Linked DNA regions of Mus musculus: all the other regions are linked to region 3. A link is a loop called in an ENCODE intact Hi-C map of the cell type or tissue named here. Cell type or tissue: heart. All regions are shown on one strand. Region 1 holds the start of Otx2 (orthodenticle homeobox 2). Region 2 has its middle 76 kb from the start of Tmem260. Region 3 has its middle 6.5 kb from the start of Gm36024.

Region 1 (8,000 bases), 320 kb after region 3:
GCTTAACTCATAAGTGGTCTGCTTTGCACCCCCCACCCTGCCCACACTGCCTCAAATCCCACTAAGAAATGATTAGAATTAAGCTTGGCAAATTTCAAAATAAAGTCATTTCTTAAAAAAAAAACTAGTGAAGAATTACTTCTTTTTAATAGGTGATGATTCTCATGCAAAATGTGGTCACCCCCTCTTCCCCACACTGTCCACTGAATTGCTGAAAAGATTTGAAATTAATCTTCATATTTCGGAAGTTAGTGTCCAGGGAGTCTAACTACTCCCCCCACCAACCCCCACTGTGCTCTTGTGGGATATGGGTTTTCTTCTTTTTTTTTAATTAGCCTGGAAGACCCCAGGGATGGTTCTCCCCTCCCCCACCCACTCCCATAGTTAATAAACTTGGAGGAAACTTTGGAATATTTTAAACCAGCTTGGCATTTTGAATGGAGAAAAATCAGCCCAGTTAGTGATATACATAAATCCAGATTACAAAACATGGATATCAGCCATAATGTGGGAATCACATACAAGCCTTGACAAATAACTTGGTGCCTGTATGCTGCTACTTTCCCGAAGCTTCATATCTCATCAGCCTAGCAGAGTAATTGTACACACAGCCACTACGACCCACCCACTAGTTAATGAGAATTGTTGGGAAAAAAAAAAAAAACCACAATCAAGCTATCTTAAGTCAGTTTCATAGGAAATGTTTTTGTTTTCTAAATGGGAGAAAAGTTAAACTCTGGATAAAGGAAATACAATGAATGGCTAGGAAGAATATTGGAGGCTCAAGAACTTACTGAAAATCAAGAGATGTTTCCATCCAAGGAGTCTTTTTCTCCCATCAAGCTTCTAAGGGTTTCTGTGAAGCAGCCCACCCTCTCCACCCCCCTTCTCCCAAAGCCAGTGGCTTTTGTCCTGACCTAGAATAGGGTTTGTGGAAACCGTACCTGAGCCGGGGTGTCTGCAATTTCCAAATTGACAAGAAGAGACTGGAAGATAAAATGCATGTTCTTACAGGTGAAGAGCAATTTTGCAACTTTTCCAGGCGACACAGGAGAAAGCTTGCCTGCTACCAACTGCTGGAGAGTCTGGGCAGAATTCCTCTAGAAAGAAAAAAAAGAAAAGTCTTTTTTCCCTTCCCTCCCTTGTCTTCATCTCTGGCTCTGGCTCTCTTTCTCCTCCTATGTGCGTGTGCGTGTGTCTCTCTCTCTTTCAGATCCAATCTTTTGAGAGCTGCAGCACACTGCTAAGCTAAAGGGAAATTCTCTTTGATAAAGCAGTGTTTCCAGCTTCTGGGTTTTAAAACCTAAATCTATATTCAAATCTGGCTGAAGGTGTGTTCTGGGATTTATGAAAAGCCTCTTAAAGGGGTAAATTTACCAAACCGTGACAAAATCATCACGATCTTACTTTAGACATCTGAAGTGGATGAGAATTTTAAAGAGACCCTTGTTTATTTAACACTGTCCGTTTCCAACTGGTGGTTTATTGGCCCTGTATTTCCGCGAAGTTATTAGACTAGAGGGCAAAGGAGAAGCGGGGGGCTGTGTGCTGCCAGCCGCTGAAGGGGAAAGCCCTCCCACGCTGTATCTAACAGAAATCCTCCACTGTCTATAGCACTCCGGACTTTTCTGGGAGGTTTGGTTGCTCTGGGTTGTCTCAGGATGACACCCCAAACCTTTACCCGGGCCTTGAGAGGTTCCTAATGTCTCCGGACCCTACTGTAGATGTATCGCTTTCTCTCCGGATTTTTTCATTTACTTTGAGTGACTCACAAGCCCTCGCTCTATTTCGTTACCGCACCCCACCTCTACTGCCCCCAAGGCCTTGCTCCCCTACATCCACAATGGCCTTTTTCTCTTTTCTTTTCTTTTCTTTTCTTTTCTTTTCTTTTCTTTTCTTTTCTTTTCTTTTCTTTTCTTTTCTTTCTCGCCCTTTGATGCTTTCAACATCATTATGATCAAACCGGGGAGAACTCTTTTCTCGGGGTGGGAAACAACCTCTTTTTCAAGAGATTCGCGTGGATTTGCCTTTCCATCATACAAAGCACGATGGCTCGGACCAAGAGCCAGGACCTGCTTCCCACAGCCCGGGCCACGCGGGACAACTGCCTGGGACATTTGTTTACCTCTCCTAAATGAAAGGCCTTAGGGACAGTCGCCAGGTGTTTCTGCACAGTGGGGGCGGGGTAACAAGGAAAGATCCGTACTCACCCTCCCCCCTAGCCTAGGCCCCACAAAGTCGTGGCTCTGGGGAACGCGACAGCCAGGAGTTTCCTTAGGACTGGAACAGCTACGAAGGAGCCAGGAAGAACTGGGCAAGCCCGGAGGAGCTCGAGGGTTCGCGGAGCCTCCAGGACCCCAAGGCTCTTAGGACACACCTGCAAGTCTGCAGCGGCAGCGGAGTGCCCAGCCTTAGGCCGGAGCCGAGCCCAGCCGGGCTGCCGAGAACTTGCAGCCTCGTGCGCACTCCCGTAATTCGCTAATTGCTGTAAATCCCAAGGACGGCCACATTTGATTACACATACAGTATAAGAACCGACAACAAAGCGACGAATTAATTACCAACTTCATTAACATAGGTCCCCAAATTAAAGGCAACGAGCTGTTTCTTTGGGCCCACTAGCAGTGGTGGCGGTGACTGAGGTAGTGAGGGAGGGGTGGGTTTTTTCGTTTTGTTTTGTTTTTCCTTCTGCATTGGGAGTTGTGAGGGGAAAGCTATCCTCCCCCCCCCTCCCCCTCCCAGCCTCCATTCACACACTCAGCAGTAGCGTTTGCCCCTCACCTCCCCCCGCCCCGTCCCCTAATATTCTGTCCAGCGTGTTTCTGCTTTTCTAGAAAACTCTGATTCTTGTTTAAAAAAAAAAAAAAAAAAAAACCAGTCTGGACCAGAAGAAGTTGAGTTGGTTGACCCTGCAGCATCCCAGCTCCCGAGTTTCGGCCTCTGAGTAGGGCGCCTCCATCCCTAGTAACTCCCAGGCCTGAAGTACCAGGCGTTTGTTCTTAAGCACAAACTGTTTCTACTGGGGGCTTTTTGTCACCTCATACTCAGCTGGAGAGATTTGAGGTATCCCCTCCCTTGGCCGGAAATCTGCCTTGGCGGTAGATTTGGGAGCTCACGTTTTCTTTTGTATCTTGCTCTATGCTTATCAAATTGAAAAAACATGCCTGGAAAGCCAGAACTCCAGAGACCAAGGGTTATTCTAAGGGGTAAAAGAACAGCCAGTGAGGACGCTGGAGTTTTCAGACAGTCCATAGCTGCGTGACTCTCTGCCTACACTGCATGTTCACAGCTCAGTTCCACTCTTGTTCATCTTCACCCATTTTTCCCTCAGCGCCGTCTGGTCCTCTTCAAGAGAACATAGCCCTGTTTTTAAGCCTGTGCCTGGGTTTGAGTTCTGCCTCTGACCCACACATTCTTTGCTAGCGTTGGAAATCGAAAACGGGGTACTACCCCCTCCCTCCTTCCCCTAGCTTTGACTTAAATATTTTCCTGCTTTATGTTGTTTGGTATCCTTTCTCTAAAATAAAAACAAAAAAGAAAAGGAGGATAAGAAGGAGTATAAAGGAAGAAGAAAAGACCGAAGAGGGAGGCCTTCCTGTCCATCATTTTAATTATACAATTAGTTCACATGCTTGGGCCCATAATGTATATTTTAAGCGTAGCCCAGTGTTTTAAAGAACGTTCTGGTAGTGTCGGAGGCCTGGATTTGTTGCCTGCTCTTCCCCCCGTGCAGCAGCGGCCTGTTTTCCTCCCCCTGTTGTGTGTTTTTATTATTTTCCCTCTGGCTTAGATGTGTCAATCATTCTCTCCCTGCCATTGGTTGGAGAGTTTGCGTCAAAAAGTTGCCAGAGAGGCGCTTTCTCAGCAAATCTCCCTGAGAGCGGAACCTTCCTCAGCTCCAACTCAGCCTCCACTGTTACTAAAAAATAAAAATCGCTAGAGGAGCTCAGTCGCCACCTCTACTTTGTATGTATCGTAGACGGACACAAGCCTGTTTACAACTCTGGCCACTTCATTTTATGTTTTCTTTTAATTGTTTTTTTTTTCTGGTTATGTTTGACTTTTTATGGAAAGGTGAAGACTACAAGGTTTTTAACTGAATGCTCTTGATTTCTTTTAGGATAGCTGGCTATTTGGAATTTTGAAGGATAATTTGATTTTTTTTTCTTTTCTAACGTCCAATGCGGCTGTAAGGTAAGTGTCCGTCTGTCTTGTCTATAGCGATATCTTTGTGTTCCCCCAGTCCGCAGTGACCTCCGCTCCTCCAATGTGCAACTCTGCGGACGTGGAACTTCCTTGGGTGGGGGCGGGCGATGTATTTTATTTTTCTAATGAGAATTTTGAGACGAAATAATGACCATTAGGAAAAAATTTGACGATCTGTAGAAGAGGGAGGGAGTGGGAGGGAGCGAGAGCGCGTGCTCCTGGGGGTCGCTGCTACCGAAGAACGTCGCAGAAATCCTAGGAGTCTAATCTGGGAGTTGGGGAGGGGTTTTGTTCTTATGCCCACGCTATTCATGGCTTCTCCTCGCGAGCTTTGCATTTTGGCCCCTAGATTGAGCTGGAGTCCTTAGGTTTGGTTCCAAGGGCGTATTTTAGAATCCATGACAAAATAATGCTTGTGTAATGTACCTAGGTTGGTAAATTAAAACAAAGATAATAAGGTGGACGCTTCCGAAAGACGGAGCTCCCGAAGGCCGGCTCTCCATTATCGGCGGGGGCCTCGGGCTGCCTCTAGACTCCTCGGTTTGCAACGGGAGCCGAAATCGGAGCGGATAACCGAGGAGGCGACAGCGCTGGCGTCTTGTTACTCCCGCGCCGCCTCAGCTCCTGTTTCTCGTCCTCACTCCCCAAGCTTAATGCCCCTCTGCTCTCCGCCTCTTCTCAAAGCCGCTAGGGCTCTTGAATCTTTTACAACTCTCCTCCTCTCCATCCCTAGGGGTGCGGCTCCCCCAAGCCCCAGAACTGTACACTGAAAGTCGGGGCTTCTGGGCCAGATCGCCAGGCCGAGGCCGCTAGTTGGACAGGTTTTAAAGGCGACTGTGGCTAGTGTGGTTCAGGGCACGCGCGCCTCAGCCTCTGCGCGCAACTGGGACAGCCAGACCTGAGGGTGGGCGCCTGGATGCTCCTGGTCAGAGACCCCGGAGTCCCTCCCTAGGAAGGACTTCGAGTTCTTAGTTGTTTTGTGTCTGGGGTAGCATCGTGGCCCGTTAAGCACTTCTGTACTGCCTTTTCTGGCTTGGGGACAATGAAGTGTCGTAGGTCAAGGCTGACCTTATACGGAGGGGCTCGCCGAGGCCCAGCCCCTGCTCTCGGCCTGCCCCCAAAACGAACTATTAGAAGGTCCCCGCTGACACCCGGCCTGGGCGACGGTTCGCGCGGCAAACTCCGAAGAAGTGGCGGTGTTGATGCGTTCAAGGGACTATTGAAAGCCAGTGTCCGATTTCACTGGAAAATCTGAAAACCTTAGAGCCCCAAACCGATTTGGTCTTTTGGAGGGAGAAGGGTGTATGGAGAGAGAAAGAAGGCCCAGCCGCGTGGACCACTTTGGGTGGGGACCGAGAGGAGTTGCTCTTCCTTGGAAACTGTGCCCTCCATTCCAGAGCTTGGGGGGGGGGGGGTGTCAGGATTTCGTCTGTTCACCTCGGGACTTTTTCCGGCCACTGAAAGTTATTAGCACTAGAGTGGAGTTGGGCGCAAACTCCTCCCCCAGAGAAAGGTAGACACCCAGGCCTCTCCTTCCAGACCTAACACCGGGGCTTCTTCGAACTATAATTAATAGTCAAGAGCAACCCTTTGGCACATTTCTTTCTCCCTCCCTCGCGGGTGGTGATGTTGATTCCCCGAGGCCAGAAACTTTCACTCGAGTTGGCGGGCCTGGCGCCGGCTGTTTTCCAAATGCCCGCGTACCTCCTTCTTCCTTTCCCTCCGGCTCTCGGTCCTCTCCCCTGCCTCAGGCCGAGCCGCCAGTCAGCGAAGTTTTGTTTCCTTTCTATCATGCAGAAAATTAATCAGCCAGGACGAGAAGCAGAGCTGAGCACGACGGCCTGTAATTAAGGGACGTGTGCCCCTCGGATTATCTCGTTAGTTTATCAAGAAAACATTTATTATAATTAATTCTCGGACGAGGTAATTATTATTGAGCGAGGACACAGCAACTGGTAGATGGGCTTCTTGGAAGAAGGGGAAAAAAAACCACCAAGGAGGGGGGGCGATCTGGAGGGGGAAGCGACAGATTGCACGAATTGACCGTTAGATATAAGGCTGTGCAGGCCGGCGCAGGCAGTGGAGACGGGGCTTGGGCATCAGAGCTGCTGATCTGCCGGACTGCAGGGCAGAGACGCCGGACCCAGTCGCTTGCTCCTGGAGGAGAGAGCAGTCGGGGAGTCGCCGCGCTATCGCTATTTGCTCCTAGGTATGAGCTCTCGGAAGCCATCTCTCCTCGAGAGCGGTCACCTTAACTCTTGTGTCTTAGAAAGAGTCCCCACCCCCATTCCCCTTTGCACTGTGCGTGGAGAGGAAGCTAGAATGGAATCCTTAGCAAGCGGTGAAAGTTAGGTGGAAGGGCCCCGCAGCCGTCTTTATTATCTATCCGTGTTTATTATCTAAGCTCGCTGTGGAGAAGTGACCGTGGTTTGGGTTTTGGTTTTCCTGTTTTGTTTTTGTTTTGTTTTATTCCGCCCACATCTCCAGGAGGAAAAGTGAAAATAGTTTTCCCTGACAATTTGAGCCGTTTTGACTCTCCAAGAAGGACCTCGCCCCGAACTTTCTGTTACTGCTTTTTATCCTGGAACATGCCGCTTTTATCAAATGATCTGTTTAGGCGATCTAATTGGGTGAGAGCTAGACTAGTAAATAAATACATGCCCATCTTAACATCATATATAACAGGTCAGAACTGTCCAAGGGAATAAGAGTGTATTTTCAAAGAATTCCTCTTTAGAGGGTATTTAAATAAGGAACGACTGGGTTTTTAAAGAATCTTACGTTCACAGTTACAAATAGCTAGATCTTGGAAGAAGGAACACAGAATATAAAGTGTTCTTCGCAAAAGTAACTAGTTTCACTCGTTAACAATCCAGTTCTCTTAGAAGGACATTTATAAAAATCACATTTTAGGGTGGGGAAATAAGACTTGTGTTCTGAATGTAAATCTGGAAGAAATCACAGCTGTTGAGTTTTGTTTGTGAAGCTTTGCCTTTGTCTCTTAAGCAAGGTAAATATGAAAACCTAAGGTCTTAATTTTTTCATTAATGAACTTTATGAAGTGACAGAGAACTCAGTCTTGTATCCGCCATTTTGAGGAAGTTTCTCAGAGTGTCAAAGTTTCAAAGCAGAGAGAGAGAGAGAGAGAGAGAGAGAGAGAGAGAGAGAGAGAGAGAGAGAGAGAGAGCGCTTTAAGTGCCTTATTTTTGGAAAATAAAAGCCAGCCTTACACACATTGCCTGCCTGTATTAACATCGATGGGGGGAGGGGTTCAGCAAAGGAACACAGATGACTTTTCTTTTTCTCCCCCCACCCAGCTCCTTTTCTTACAAAATTGTAGGAAATTTAAAAAGCAGAGAGAAGTGCGGTTAGTTCCATTGCTTTGGATGTTTATTGACTTCAAACCTAAATATATGGGAAAGGTGGCTCCCGTTGCAGCCCCCTCTCCCCCCAACCCAAAATCCAAGAAAAAGTGTTTCCCGCTGGATCTGTAGCCTCCTGACATAAAAAACATGGAAGCGGCTTGCTGTAGGAATGCACCCCTCTGGACTTGCAAAATGTGGGGGCAGCAGTTTATCTGACTTTACTTCAGTTAGGATTCTAACTTAAGCATTTCTGTCAAGCCCTGTGCTAGTCTTGAAGAAAAGACTTTTTTTTTTCCCTCTCAGTATGTTTAAATTAAATATTTGATGGGTGTCGCTTAAAAGTTAAATAGTTGTTTGTTTAGCTATAGTTCTTTAGACACATGTAATCAAACTCCTCCAAAACCCTAATAAATCTGTTACTTACTTCGA
Region 2 (8,000 bases), 620 kb after region 3:
GTTCCAAATTCACGTTCCCAGGACCCACATAAAAAGCAGGCATGGTAGTGTGCCCTGCCATACTAGCACTGGGGCGTGGAGACAGGTGAGTGCCTGAAGCCCATCTGATAGCTGGTTTAGCCAATTGGCAAGCTCTAAGTTCACTGAGAGACTATGTCTCCAAAACCGTGGAGAGGCTGACACCCATCCATGTGCATACATGTACAAGTACCCATACTCACATGGGTGTACACATATACACTACACACAAAAATAAAATAATTAACTTCATTAGCAAAACTACAAGGCAAGTTGGTTCCATCTCTTCATATCAACAGTGTTTGCTCTTGTAGTCACTCAAACTCCCCCTCCCCCAAAGGAACCATGTTTATTTATCTCCCCAGACACAAGGTACTTCTCTGGGGGGCGGGGGGTGACCGCATAAAGTCTCAAGTAGGTTTCTGGGTAACCTAACAAATGGATCATGACTGACTAAATTGATTGGCTAGACATTCCTCCTTAAAGAAGTTTGAGCTATCATCCATATTACTGTAAGGACCACACTAAGTCATGCATGCATAACACGGCACTTTTCCATCACTGTAAACTGTGTATTGGGTGTACCATTAGTTCACCTGTTCTAAAGATGCTGTCTGATCTGAGCCTCTCACCGTGGCAAGTGGTCTCGAGGGATGACAGGATTCAGGACTTGCTACCCCCGATGTGGGTCCTGAGGCCTGGAGGAAACAGCAGGCACATTAATGGCACATTAATGGCACACTTGCTTCCTCTTGCCTTCGTCACGAAATAGCTCACAAAAGAGTCCTGGGTCATGTTCCAGAGGGTCTTTTCTTGGACCTCAGGTCCATGGGTGGAGACCGAGATGCAGTGTTCTGGCAAGAAGGCTGTGCTAAGCTCTCCCTAGTGTATGAGCATTTCATCATGTCTTGGTCTTCTGGTCAGACAGATGCATGGATGCTCTTAAAGCTCTTGTCTTTGTTTCTTTGTGTTATCATCTATGAAGTCACCATGTCACATAAAACTGACCTCACACCAATGTTTCACGCACACCTGCCTCACGGGCATCTTGGCCATGTGCTTTGTCATGGTAAAGAAAAACTTTTCTCTCCTGCCAAGACCAAGTGGTCTACTTGGTCCACTCTCTGAGATCACATGCATTAGATTTCAAAGTTGCCAATTTACTTCAATATAAAAATGATTGTGGGTGCAGAAACTGACAAGCTAATTCTAAAGTTCATATGGAAATACAAGGAACTCAGCAGAGACAAGATAATCTCTAATAAGAAGACCATGGGCTGGAGAGATGGCTCTGGGGCTAAGAACTCTGCTGTTCTTGCCTAGGACCTAAATTAAGTTCCCAGCACCCACATCAGGCAGCTCACAACTGCCTGTGATCTCAGATCCAGGGGATCAAGTGTCCTCCTGCGGCCTCTACAGGTACCCAACAAACTCACAAATAAAAATAAAAAAGTAAGAACACAGTTAGACAATGTAGACTTCCCAACGGCAAATTGATCACAGAGCTTTGGTAATTAAATGGAGACTGTGGTGCAGGTGTGAGCACAGGCTTATAGATCGTGGCGGTCAGTTTTATATGCCACCCTGGCGAGACTTCTGATATTGTCAGACACTAACCTAAGCGGTGTTATGGATTTGTTTTGTAGATGTCATTAAAGTGTATGACCAATTGAATTAAAGCAAAGACGAGCACCATAGGCTATCGGAGGGCTTGAATCAGTCATCCGAAGGGAGACTCAAAGCTCCCTTGAAGAGGAAGAAATTCTTCCTGTTAACAGTAGCTTGACATCTGCGTTAGGGCTGTCGTCTGTCCTTCCAGACAATTTTGACTTTACTACAATTTTGCAAGCCAATCCCGTTTATATATGTTAATTCTCCCCCCTCCTTACTCCCCTTCTCTCTGTGTGTGATTTCTCCCTTAGGTCTGTTTTCTGACTAAGACAAGACTAATAGAATGGCACCAAGAACAGAGCCTGCGAGCAGATCATCATATTCTTACATCTGTGACCTCCAGCTGATTTCTGACAGGTATACGAGGAAAGACTGTTTTCAACATGACATAAATATGCCAAAGACTGGGGTTGTACCTCTGCTGCACACTGACATACAGAAGTCAATCAGAGGGATCAGGACACGCATGTAAAAGCTAAAACTATACAGTCTGAAGAGAAAACACGGAGGTAACTGTGGCCTTGGGTTGAGCAATGGTTCCTTATATAGGAAGCTAAAGTATAAGTCACAGATAGGACATGGTAGTTCATGGGGTGGGGGAGGCTTCCCCCAGAGAATGGGAGAGCATATTTTCAATCTATTATCTATCTTCCAATAGAGCTTTATCGTCCACACCATGTAAAAGGTGGCTATAAGCCAAGCACTTCTCTGAAAGCTGTACTCTCTAGCACCAACACTGCATGTTCTCTGTGCTCGGTCCAGCACCACCTACAGTGTGTAGCCCAGCTCTGCAGTTCTCACCGGCTTCATTCACAGCTGTTAATCCACATTATGTGCCAGGCTCCATGCTCACTCTTGTGGTGAACAAAGACAAAACCCAAACAGCTACAGAGCAGCATGATGTGTGCCAGAGTGGACTTGTCTGTGAGAACAGGGGTGGCCCAACAGACATGCCCGCGACATGGAGCTGGCCAAGAATGGCTTAGTGAGGATCACTTTAGTCAAAGCTTAAGGCTAGGCAGGAATCTATGATTCTCTCTGTCACTGTCTCTGTCTCTCTCTGTCTCTCTTTGTCAATCTCTGTCTCTCTCTGTCAATCTCTGTCTCTCTCTGTCTCTGTCTCTCTCTGTCTCTCTGTCTCTGTCTCTGTCTCTCTCTCTCGTGTGTGTGTGTGTGTGTGTGTGTGTGTGTGTGTGTGTGTGTGTAGGAGAACTTGACTCAGAAGAAGCTAGGGACAGGCGTCCAGGTGTCACATCTGCAGAGTGCTGGAGCTGGTGCCATTTCCATTGTAAGCCAGCTGAGAATCACTAGTTCCAGGGCTCCCAAGAAACAGCAGAGGGTTGAAGCAGATACTGTTAAGAGCTCCCTTCCTTGGACTGAATGGAAACCTGTTCTGTTATAGTTTGTAACAAACAGACTGCACTTGGCAATGAGTCCTGGCCTTTCTATCCATCATGATGATTCTCTTGCTGTTAAGCAGACATTTTCTGAGTGTCCCTTAAAGCTAACAGTGGCCGAATGGTCTTTAGCAGGAAGGTTTCTCCTCTACTGATGAAAGAGAGAAGTGGCTGGCACTGGCTTCCCCTTTCCTCCTGTCTCTTGACCTTGAACATGATTTTCTAGAAATACCACAAAATAAACAACTGAACAAAACAACATGAAACACTGAGAGCCAATATGGTAAGAAGGCAGGACAGAAAAGATAGAACTTTTCTGGTGTCTTCGGTACATCACAGAGCACATGTCAAAAACACAAAACACACTCATGGAGAACTTCCCTCCATGCAATAACTTGAGTTATATCTGAAGCTGTCCTAGCAGGCATGGCTGTATGGCACAGAACACTTCCAGCCAAACGCAGAGCAGGGGCTTCTCTTCTCGTCCTCAGAACTCATTCGTCCTCAGCCGTTCTCAATCTACTACACACATTTCATCCGAACTCCTGGAAAATCCCACACCACAAGAGTCAGCATGTCATTCTACAGAATGAAACAAATGAGCAAACAAACGAACTTGAATAACACCATTAAATAAGAAACTTACTTAAAGTATCTCCATTGGTTATTCTGGAATAAACTGTCTCCTGGACTTATCCCTAGTGGCTGTTTTGAAAACCTAAGGCCTTTATTATTTTCTGAAAGCATTAAAAAAAAAAAGATATCTGCCCTGTTAGTGATTAAAATCAACTTGAGTTGGGAGGCACGTATGAAAGGACAGATTTAGTCATTCTAATTAGGTGATTGGTTGCCCTCTAGTGGTAGGAAATGGTAATAGTGTTGTTATGCCAATGTGGGTTGATTTGATTGTGTTCATGCAATTGTTTATTGAACAGCTTATTCTATGCCATGTATAGTCCTAGGCTCTGCAATGGCACCACCAAGGAAAATAAGCCAGGATCCTAACTCCAATAGAGTAGGCTGAAAATCAAATATGAGAGATCTCAGAAAGCAATTATTAAAATTGAACACAGTCGTGGACCAGGGCTAAGATGACATTCGCTGTTGTGCTGTGTGCAGTGTTGTCCCTGATCAGGTGACATTTAACCCGAGAGCTGGAGGCTAACATTCCAGACCAAAGAAGGAGGCTGAGTAAGAATCTCCAAGTAGGCGTGGGTTTGGGGTATCTGATTAGCACAATGTTCAGAGTGGCTGGGGCTCTCCATTGAAGGTGGAAAGGCCAGGGGATGGTTTTATCCATAGCCTCAGAACATCAAAGTAGATTGAATAAAATTGGACAAGGAAAACACACAGATTGACTGACATTCTTTAAAGCTTACTCTGGGTACCAAGTGGAAAAGAAGCGGTATGGGAAGGGAGCGGAGATGGGTTTACTATAGCAATTCTGCGTTGGAAATGGTGGCAGCTTGATCCAGCACAGCACAGGTAGCCGTAGAGAAAGCTGACACACATGGATATATTCTGGAGGTGAACAACAAGATCTGCTGAATGCTTGGATGTTGATGATAAAGGGAAAGAAGGACTCAAGAATAAAGCTCAAAATTTCAAAACGCTTTATTTTTGCTTTATGTGTTATGAGTGTATGCGTGTATGTATGCACACTGCATGTGTTCAAGGAGGCCAGAGGATGGCGTCGGATCCTCTGGGGCTGCAGTTACAGGTGGTTATGAGCCACCATGTGGATGCTGGGAACCAGAGGAGATGGAAGCCATTTCTCCAGCCCTCAATGCTCAATTTTTAATTATTCACTGAATGGAAGGAAATGGGGGAGATTGACTGAGGTGGGTAAGGCTGGCTGAGAGTAGGTTTGGGAAACAGATCAGGTCATGGCCTTCAAGGTTAGGACACAAGATACAGAATAACTTTTTGAAGAATAGGTTATGTAGTAACAATGGGCAAATAAAAAGAAACACGCTTGTTGCAAGAGAGAAAAGACAGACATGGAACTCACCACAAGGAATTAGAAAGACAGAGTTCCAGAGTATAGCATGAGAAAGTCAGCCAGGAAAAAGAAGTTAGTGTCTAAGAAGCAAGGGTGTTGGAACTATCTTTGAATTGTTCTTTTTCTAATTCTGTCTTGTGGGGACTCGCACCAAACATTGTAAAGTGTCGTGGGACACTAGTGTTAAAGTGGTCTAATCCCTTTCTTTCACAAACAAAATAGGGGACACCTCAGAGACAAGGGGGCAGAACTACCCCAGCAAGTATGAAAGGAAATACAGGGGGGGGGGTCTGCTCTGAGGGGCACCGAATCCTTATATCAGTTCTTTGAACCGTTTTGTGAAGTTTCTATTTTCCAGTCCCCAGACCCCCCCCTCCCCAAATCCTAAGGTTCTAAGAGACCAAATATCCTACAATTGGCCCCTGGCAGAGGCAGAATAGAAGGCTTAGGTTCCAGGGCTCTGGAATCCATGGAAATTGTGGGAAGAGTTTGGAGGCATGAAGAGGACAATGAAATTGATCCAGGGAACGCCTTTTAAAGAGAAATTTGTCTTCTTCTTTTTTTTTCTACCCAGACATTAGGTGCAAAGCAAATATCAATGCTTCTGAGAAGAAGAGGGCGCAGCCTTGTAGATTTGAAGGAGACTTGGGGCTGAGGATGGTGGCGTGGGATCAGTGACAATGACGGTGGGGTTTATGTAGCTACCTTTTAGAAAGTGCTTCCTGTGGTCCAGTGTTTCAACCACACTCCATGCTTGCAACCAACTTGCATCCTGTTACTGGACCCGTTTTCTGTGACTAAGACATGAATAGGGCAAGTGACTTGCCCAAGGTCATTTAGTGACAGCAGAGATGTGCACACAAGTCTTTCTGTCTTCCCTTAAAGTCCTCCGTTCTTCGGTTCCACGCTCTGGGTTACCAGGGCAATGGCCCCAGTCTTGGATCTCCTCATTTGCATTGTTAAGGACACAGGACTATAGCTGGAGCAAATGTCGTTAAATATCATATATAGTTGAGCAACCTGTACATATAAAACTTTAGCTAATGTGCTATGGTATTAAGACAGTGGGGGGGGGAAAGGGTAGGGAAATGGGGCCAGCAGAGGGTCTGACTGTGAAACTGGAAGATCTGAGGACACTGCTGCATCAGGAAAGACCCTCTTCCAGTAGACAGTGGGGATCCTCACAGCCTTCGAGAAGGTTCTTGGGTAATATCCCACTTTTGGCTATCAGAAATGAACACAGAAAGCAAATGAAGTCTAGGCATTTTTCTGAAAAGAAACCTATGGAAAGCATGAACCACAAGATTGTAAAACAGGTCCTGTGGCTAACACAGGACCTGATGATGATTCAGAGGGTCCCAGGCTGACTGGCAGTAACTCCGTCTTTTGAGAATGAAATTACATGGTGTTAGAACGTGTGAGACGGAGAACTAAGTTCGTGTCTGGGTACACCATGCTGTGCTGCGTGCGCTCTGCAGTCTTGTTGCTTTTTGCTGAAGCCACAGCCTATTAGAGATACCTCAAACCCAGACAGTCAGTAGTGTCTACCCAGACTAGTGAATATGCAAAACTCTTCAAACCCTGCACATGGAAGAGGTTCCCACCACCCTGTGATGATCAGATACAAAGATATTTTTAGTCTAACTATACATTCTCCTTTGTGAAGAGACAGTATCTGAAGCCTGGAATTTCTCCTTGCCCTAGATAGTTTCCTTGCTTGTCCAAACAACAGCATGCTTTTGTTTGTCTAGATGATGTTTGGACAGTATTTTTTAAATCAGTCCAAATTGGCCATTGACGTTTGTCTTGGGGGGGGGGGCAGAAGTGTGATTGTTATTATAGGACCAGAATGATATAATATCGTGGCATCGGAGCAACCAAACGAACATCTGTGGTTTACAATAAGAGCTATCTGTGCACCAGGAAGAAACGGTTGTGATGGTATTTTTGGGTCACACCATCTCACTTAAAATAGAGTGTTGTCTTTTTAAGGAGTTCCAGTTTCAAGTCCTTGTTTCTTTAGTTATTTACTGCTATAAGCCTTTACTGTTGTTGTGCCGGTGAAAATAATTGAGCCAGTAGAGGGCGCTAACGCAGCACAGATGGGAATTCCGGATGTACCTCCCCAAGTATTCTCGGAGGCTTAAGTAACATTTTCCCAGGGACTTCGGGGATGCAGTGGGAATGAAACATTGCCAACAAGAATCCTGACAGGTCTAGTGGCCCAATGCCCATAATCCTGGCCACTCTGAAGGCTGAGGCAGGAGGATTGCCAAGGTTGAGGTCAACTTGGGCTGGAGATCAGATTCAGGGTTGTTCTGGGCATCTTAGTGAGACGCTGTCTCAAGACAAAACAAACCACTGTTGTCTTGTGTCAATTACATTAGTATCTAAATATTTTATTCAGGCAGACATTATGAATGGAGGAAAATCTGTGTGCCGTAACTGTCATCCAGGTTCTCACTACCTACCCTGTGCTCTGTTTTCACTTGGCACAGTGGCGGTGCTTACATCCTGGAGGTAACCAACAGCTACCTAGTTAGACTTATGGCTCAGTGAGGGAGTTCACACCTGGTACTGTCAACCTAGCCAGCTGCCAACTGCTGCTAAGGCCATAGACCCTAAGAGCCAGCTACTGCTGCTTCCCTCGGGCAGTATAACTTCTGTGTCCTAAGCACTTACCCTTACACCCACACCTAAGTGTATCTCTCACTTCTGTGAAAGACACGCCTTTTTGCAACAGATAGAAACCATTACAGAAAGTCACAGCTGGTCAAAGTACAGAGAGTAATTGTCTGTGGGGTGAGCAGCCCCAGTGTGGATACATCTACAGCACGAGCGCTACAGCTAAGACTCAGGAAATGCCCTAGTAGAGGGAACAGAAAGATTTTAAAAGCCAGGGGACCAGAGCA
Region 3 (8,000 bases):
TTGTGTGGTTTTCTTTTTCCCTCTCTTGATTTGCTGGTCTGGGAATATTTCTTTCTTGTGGAGTTTTTTGGTATGGTTAACCTCTTAAGGTTGAAGTTTTCTTTCTCTTGACTTCTGTAGGACTGGATTTGTAGATAGAAACTCTTAAATTAAGATCATAGAATGTCTTTTTCCCCCCTCTATATATTGTGATGGAAAGTTTTGTTGGGTATAGTAGTCTGAGCTGGCATTTGTATTTTTTAGAGTTTGTAGAACATCTTTCCAGGCCCTTTTGTCTTTTAGAGTCTCCATTGAGAAGCCAGGTGTTATCTAATAGATCTACTTTTATATATTACATGATATTTTCCCTTTGATGCTTTTAATATTCCTTATTTGTTCGGTATGTTTAGTATTTTAATTATTATGTACCAGGAGAATTTCTTTCCTTGTCCAGTCTATTTTGTAATCCGTATGATTCTTATACCTTGAAGGCACGTCCTTCTTTAGGTTAGGAATTTTTGTTCTATAATTTTGTTAAAAATATTTTTGTGCCTTTGACCTGATTTTTTTGTTTTATTTTGTTGTATTTTCCTCCTTTATCTGTTCTTACTATTTCTAGATTTGGTCTTTCATGGTATCCAAGAGTTCCTGGATGTTCTTTGCCTAAAGTTTTTTAGATTTAACATTTTCTTTCACTGAAAATGTTCTTCTACCTTGTTTTCAGTGTCTGAGAGTCTCTCTTCCATTCTTATATTCTGTTATTGTAGCCTCTGAGGTTCCTATTCAAGTTCCTAAATTTTCCATTTCCAGATTTCCCTCAGGTTTTTTTTTTTTTGAGAATATGGAACTCCTAATGATAACAGCTAACATAACAGTCATAGAATACTCCTGTGGTATATGCTGCTTTAATCTGTACATGAACTCTTCAGCAGATATTGCTGCTATTTTATAAATTAATTGAGGCGTGGAGAACACCAATGGAATTTCACCCAAGTAAAGGAAGATAGAGCCTGGGTCAAACAGGGCAGTTCCCTGTTGGCATCTATACTATTAAATACCCACAGTACATTTCTTAACAAGTAAACCAAAACCAGCTGCTCTGATTACAATATCTGGATTTGCAGTTTTGGATGACTTCACATTCCCAGGATCAGTAGATGAACTATTAGAGCCTCCTTCAGGGTTATTTTCTCCATAAGGAAAGAATGCAAGAATGAAAAAAATTTCAATCTAACCCTCAGATTAAAACCCCTGCTTATAATCAGGCTGTAGGTTTTTATTAGCATAGCTTCAATTTACTTGATCTCAAATAATCTTTGCCTTTCATGCTTAATTGTGCAGCAAAGAACATCACTAATACGTCCTTTCACTGCCCAAGTAAAGACTGGAAACACCTACACCAACATGTTAAACTTAGGTAGTGTGTTGCTTTGTAATTCCAAACACATAGGTAAAAATTCAAGAGCTAGCTGATGCTAATGTTGCTTGAATGCTGGGCTAGGCCAGCCCCAGAGCCTGCTGCACAGTTTGTAGTAATAGGCTGCTAGATTGCAAGGCCTGCCTCAGGTTCATTGTTGAGTAGTGAAGATGATATGGGCCCATCTATACGTGTGCCCAGTTATCTAAGCCAGTAAGCAGCAACAACACAAATATGAGAGTGGCAAGTCTCCCAGTCTCTGCCGTGCTTTTCAGAAGAGCTTTATCTTCTCATTCATCAAAAACAGTGAGCCCCCAGTAAGTATCAAGCACTGTAGGCCACATTGCATGGTGGAGTTTTCGTGCCAGCCACTGAAAGCCAAGCAATGGGATTAGAAAATAAACTCTGTAATACATTAAAAGATGATAAGAAACAGAAAAATCTTAGATCTGACCATAGGGAGAAAGGAGAGTTAGTGAGGTAGAGCTTCAGTTTAAAAACCAGGGTTCAGCATGGCACGCTAGGTTTTGTGTGGATTAGACCTGCACAGCTGCCCTGGGCCCACTCTCAAAAGAACCTACACTTGATGCAGTATTCTGTAGACATCAGGTTGACATTCTCTATAAGCTATCCCTTGAACTTGTATTTCTAAAGCCAAAACAGGAACACATAATCGAACAGAGGCAGTGCTTACACCACAAGTGTCTTAAGTTTGTTGAGATTCTAGTTAAAAAGTTGCATTGGACAAGGTCAACCGTGGTCATGACAGATTGTCCTGAGTGCTCACTTATTACAGTCATGGATGTCCGAAAAACCGGTGAGAAGTAACCAGAGAGGTCATTGACCTGGTAGACTTTCCAGTGGGCCAGGATGGAATGGATGCAAATAACAGCAGAAACAAGAGCCACGAGAATCAGAGGGATGGGTGCTCCATTCCTGACTGTGCAAACAGAGGAAATTAATCTCCTGCCAGATCCAAGCTTATAACCCTTACTGAAACTAAAATGGATGCATTAAATCAGAGCATATGACTTCCTAATAGCAGTATGAAATACGCCGATGGAGAAGCTAGACGAGAACTAAGAACAACAGGGTAAACTAGCACACATGCATGAAGATGTCACAATGAAATCTACTGTTTCATATACTAACTTAAAAGAATAAAAAACAAAGGTGTCTAAGAAAGCTCTACAGCTCCCGCTCAGGAAAGATCTTTACAGTAAAGGTTTTTGGGTTGTTGTTTTGGTCTTTTGTTTGTTTACTTGTTTGTGAGACAAAGTTTCTCTATGTAGCCCTGGCTGGCCTAGAACTCACTCTGTAGACTAGGCTGGCCTTGAACTCAGAAATCTACCTGCCTCTGCTGGGATGAAAGGTGATTGCCGCTATCTCCAGGCTACAATAAAGTTTTAAATTATTTATTATTATTTATAATAATAATAATAATAAAATCAGAGCAATAACTTGATGGCTGAAAGACATGGACAGAATTCTGGACTGAAATGGGGTGAGCACAGAGATCTTTATGATGCTATAACCCTTCAGTGTTCTGCTGGAGACACTGTGGCTTGTGGAAGGTGTTCAGCTCAGCAAGGTCGTTGATAGACCCAAGAGGAAAGAAGGCAGGGAGAAATGACTCAAGACTAGATCTGAGACTGTGGCTCTATCCACTCTGTATGAGGAGTCCTTATCCACAGGGGAAATACATTGAGTGTACTGAATTACCGTGCCTGCCTAAACCAGCCACTTTAGTGGGCCTAATGTCATTTGCTCATATAAATGTTCCCTACCAATTCATTCCTTTTTCACAGTGGCCGAGGAAATGTACATTCATTGTTAAAACAAACAAAGAACCCTTCTGTGCTGCCTGACTTGCAAGTGATGCTGAGACCCTCCCAGGATACAGGCTCAGCAGAGAATATCCCTGCCCTTTATTTGGTTTGTGGGAAGGGAGTGGGAGGCTATTGTTTGGATCCAGGACTGGCAATGTACACTGGAACATTCCTTCTCCACCTAAGCCCTGAGACAACCGCAATCCAGGAAAGAGTTAAGTCAGAAAGAGGAAAATATCTCACCAGCATAGCTTTTAAACAAAAGACATGAAAATGGAGGCTCTCCGTATATGGAAAAATTTTCCCTTTTCATCCATATTGATAGCCAGAGGGGGTTATTATTGAGAATATGGGTAAAGTTACTGCCAGTTTTTGCTGCTACTCGTGTTTAAAAAGAAACTATGGAAACCGAGAGAAGGAATATTAATTAAGTTCAAATTTGGAATGTCTTTGCCAGGCGTGGATGAATGAATTCAATGAAGCAACCTGTTGGGTTGAAACTCAGTGTTTTGTTTGCAATTAAAAGAGTGCTGAACTTTTCATAGATTAACACTTTTTGCAGTAATCTTATTAAAAGGTTATTTCTTCATGAGATTAGTTCTGGAATGCATTTTTTTTCTATTTAAAGAACCAGTAGATATTTTCTCTCCACCCCCTCCCCCACAATTGTAAGTAGCTGCATTACTAAGTATGCCCCCCAATGTTTACAAATGTTAATACATTTACTTGCTAAAAATAACACCAAATGGCACAGACTAGCAAATCCTCAAACACCCCAGCCTTGGCATCTTCCCCCACCTCTAACTGAAGAAACTTGTTACCAGTCTGGTAGATCATTAAGAGATTTGATTTGCAAAAACTAACTTCTCTCACCTGGAAATCCAAGCAACCTACAAGTTACTGGACCTGTTTTAATTTTTTTTAAGAGCCTGTGGTTTGAATATATATATAAACTTTCTAAGGTCCTTGGATAGTTACATGGTCTAAGAGTTATTTATAGCCTGTGACTTTTCTAAGACTGTTTCCAGTACTGAAAGACAGAGGCCCAAGTGGATAACGCTAACGAACAAATCTGAAACGAGACAATTCTTCATTTAAATAAAGCTAGACTAGCTTCATTGGCCACCGCGGGGGGTGGGTGGGGGGTGGGGGGGTGTTAAAGGATGCCCCCACTTTACAATGTGAGTAAGTTGTGGCCGTCGTAGTTCTCTGATTAATTTGCTTCTTTCTGGTAGGGGGATAGCAATGCTGAGGCAAACACTGACGAAACTGGAAATCAGCTCTGTTTAGTAAATGGGAAGCCGCGTTCTAAACACAGACAGCATCCTAAGGGCTCTGCTCGCATGCTAAGCCGCGTGCCTGGCTGATGGGCCGCCGCAGCTGCGGAACAATGCACTTCTCATGGATGGTAGGAGGGAGGCAGTCTTGTTTCAAGTAATACTATTTCTGGGCGGTAATCCAAAATGCGCAGTAGGCAGAAGTTAAAAGGAAGCGCTTGCTTTTAGGTTTTTAAAATATATCCCTTAATCCAGGGTGATGATTGACAATCATGATTTAGAGTATGAGGGGCCGCTCTTTAATCCAGTAAGTTTGATGTTATTTGTGTATCTAGTAGGGCTTTTATTCCACTAAAACTAAGTGGAAGCCTGTGCAATTGATGCCGCATTTCAGAATTGATTCTTGGCCTGTGCTCTATTTACAGATTAGTAAGCACACAGGATCCGGCCTCCTCATCTTTTTGAAATTTAAAGGTCTTGAAAGGCACATTTACAATTAAAATGTTTCTTGCTGTGTACGAGTGTGACCAGGAAGTGACGTTTTTTTCCCCCCTGTGATTTAATTTTTTTTCCCTAAACCAGAAAAGAAGCAGTTTGTAAGATTTTCTAATACAATTATCAAATGGAGCCTTAACCATTCATTCTGTTTACAGGTGGCTGAAATATTGTCGCCGATGCCTCTGTGTAATTTGTTGGAAGCACATTTGAGACATGTTACTGAACGGTCCCCTAGCCTTTGTTCCCCCTGTAGATCTCCATGGACGCTTTTTCTGGAGACTAGATCACTGTGCAGCCATTGTGCGCCTATTGTTTTCATCAACTGGGGCAATACTCTTCATAAAAGGCCCACATGATGAAACCATCATCTCGGAATCAAGAAGTCCAAAACTAAGATATAAACAGAGGGATCAGAGTGAGGGGTGCACTCTACGGTAGGGATGGAACGTGCTTCTTGTCCCTCGAACTGTCCTTGCTGTCCTTTCTTCAATCCTGAATAAAACAAACTGGCCTTAGAAATGAGAGGAGGAAAGGAAAAGCCGGAGTGACAGAGTTTTGTCTGCATTCTGAGGTCTTTAATTGGGAAATTCTTAAAGTAGAACACATTCACTGCGAAGCGTTTGGAAACTATTGAAACAGAGAGAATGCTGTGATCCCTGGTTCAGAGCAAAGACAGTCTTTGTTATATTTGACTTGTTTCGTTGTAAGGTTCTGGACTTCAGGGCTAAAACACTTCCCAGGAGACATTGAAGCTTTGGAGTGGGGACCTGGGTGAGACAAAGGGCTATGGGTTTGCTTTGTGTGAGCAAAACTTTCTGTGATTAAAAAAAAAAAAGAGTAATGGGTCCTTTTTGTGTTTAGAATATACTCTAATGTGATAAGTGAATGTTTACAGTACTGCTGTCTGTTAACATTTCCAAAGGCTCTTTGGCGTGCGCACACGCGCGGGGTGTGTGTGTGGGTGTTTAGGGAATTGTGTATTTGGTATTTAAAGGCTAATAAAAAATTGACAGGGAAATCATGTCAGACTATCTGCTGGAAACCAGCTATCAGTCCATATCCTTCCAGCCTTTAGACTTTCAGGCTCTTGTCATGAGCGGCTGAGTACTCTTATTTTTTTTTTTTTTTAAAGATTTATTTATTTATTATATGTAAGTACACTGTAGCTGTCTTCAGACACTCCAGAAGAGGGCGTTAGATCTTGTTACAGATGGTTGTGAGCCACCATGTGGTTGCTGGGATTTGAACTCTGGACCTTCGGAAGAACAGTCGGGTGCTCTTACCCACTGAGCCATCTCGCCAGCCCCCTGAGTACTCTTATAAACTGCCACTTGCCTGAGCTGTGGCCGATTGATTCATGAGAACTGCGTAGAAAAGTCATCAAATCTTAATGAGGATTTCTGAGACCTGTGATAGGTGGAGCTAAATCTGAGCCCAAGGATTAAATCCAGACTCCTTAGACTGCCAGGGAACAGACAATGATGGCCTTCATCCCAGGAACCAGACCAGACAGGTGGCTTTTCCTTTGCCCAAAGGATTCTTTCTCCCCTGCCTTACACTCTTACTGCATCTTCCTTGAAGGTGTCTTAGTGTCATCTTTGCCTGCTAACTGTAGCCATTGACTCCTCCAAATTCACAACCTCTCCCTCTGCATACAACATACTCTCACTCTCTCACACACACAGCACACTCACATACACATAACACATATACACTCACACCCATATACACATATACATACACATATACACATACATACACACAACACACACAACACGCTCACACATATAACACACACATACATAGCACACACATTCTCACACACATACACACTTACACACACATACACACTCACACATATATACACACACTCATATACATACACTCACACACATACATACACATACACATCCTTACACACTCACACACACTCTCACACTCACACATATACTCACATGCACATATACTCACACACATGCACACTCACACACACAGTCGCATACCACTCACCCCTTCAGTTATCACCACCTCCAGACTCATTATTTGCTTACTGCCTGCCCTTCCGCTTTCCTGTGGGCTCTCACAGCCTAGCACGACTTTATGAAGTGATCTACTGACTATGTGAGTTGCTAACCAGATTAATAAATAAATGAATGGGTTTTCTTAATGAGATAATGGCAGGAAGTACTCAGAACCCTGCACACATCTAGCACAGAGTACTCAAACCTTTCTGACTCCTGAGGAAGACCCACCAAGTTTGTGGTCAGTGTTCTGATGAATTATGACTGTATTTTATCCACCTTTTACAGAAGCAGCAACTCTGAAGCTTGGAAAGAATAGCACTTGTCTAAAGACACATGATCAATATGCACAGGACAGACATTCAAACTTAAACCATCTCATTCCGAACCCATGTGTCTACCAAAACCAGACACTTCCCTTTCTCTAGCAGAAAGCTCATGGTCACTATATGAATAAGCGGGTTAGTGTGCTCCTCACATGAAAGAAATTATAATAAAAGGTAACAGTAGATGCTAGATGTATAGAAAATGCTCAACAAACAGTGATGTTGTTGGTATGTATGTATATATATATCGTATAGCCTACCCAGAAGCAACCAAACCTAATGAAATCAGTAAAAACCTGATTTATATAGGGGCTTGGTTGGGTTGATAGCTGAAAAAAGAAGTTTAATATCTATTTAGTAGGAATGGGTCATTCTTGCAAGGGTGCTGTTTTTTCTTCTTCCTTTTAAATTTTCTCTGAAGCCAGATGTGGTGGGGCATGTCTTTAATCCCAGCACACAGGAGGCAGAGGCAGGCAGATCTCTCTGAGTTCAAGGCCAACCTGGTCTACAGAGTGAGTTCAAGGATAGCCAGAAATACACACTGTCACCCTATCTCAAAATAAAATAAAAATAGGTAAGTAAATAAATGAATGAATTTTATTATTTCTAATATACTCGTGCCACAGATATTTGTCTATTTTTTTTCTGCCCAG

Evidence for each region. Hi-C counts contacts between places; a loop is a spot of excess contacts. Peaks named below come from ENCODE experiments on the same cell type or tissue, not always from the same donor. Only the 100,000 strongest peaks of a DNase experiment are listed, where the experiment ranks them.
Region 1: it touches region 3 in a loop (2.3-fold over the local background); 7 of 42 quality-filtered maps call a loop at or near these places.
Region 2: a loop joins it to region 3, with 7 times the contacts of the local background. A loop is called at or near these places in 16 of 42 quality-filtered maps.

What each region holds. Positions count from the first base shown.
Region 1 is chr14:48,663,394-48,671,393 of GRCm38, reverse strand. It overlaps Otx2 (orthodenticle homeobox 2), which reads left to right and starts at 3,750. Exons shown (of 5, transcript NM_001286482.1): 1 at 3,750-3,966; 2 at 4,121-4,194. Otx2os1 (orthodenticle homeobox 2 opposite strand 1) reads right to left here and starts at 2,106. Exons shown (of 5, transcript NR_029384.1): 1 at 1,998-2,106; 2 at 945-1,100. In heart, no CTCF peak of the experiment used is centred here; no DNase peak of the experiment used is centred here; H3K4me3 peaks cover 2,786 bases; H3K27me3 peaks cover 5,718 bases.
Region 2 is chr14:48,366,463-48,374,462 of GRCm38, reverse strand. No RefSeq gene overlaps it. Among named protein-coding and RNA genes, the nearest start is that of Tmem260, 76 kb to the left of the region's middle. In heart, CTCF peaks have their summits at 2,450, 3,746, 3,945 (motif pointing left) and 7,158 (motif pointing right); a DNase peak (open chromatin) is centred at 7,272; H3K27me3 peaks cover 1,499 bases.
Region 3 is chr14:48,987,574-48,995,573 of GRCm38, reverse strand. No RefSeq gene overlaps it. Among named protein-coding and RNA genes, the nearest start is that of Gm36024, 6.5 kb to the right of the region's middle. In heart, a CTCF peak has its summit at 4,630; a DNase peak (open chromatin) is centred at 4,583; H3K4me3 peaks cover 826 bases; H3K27ac peaks cover 368 bases.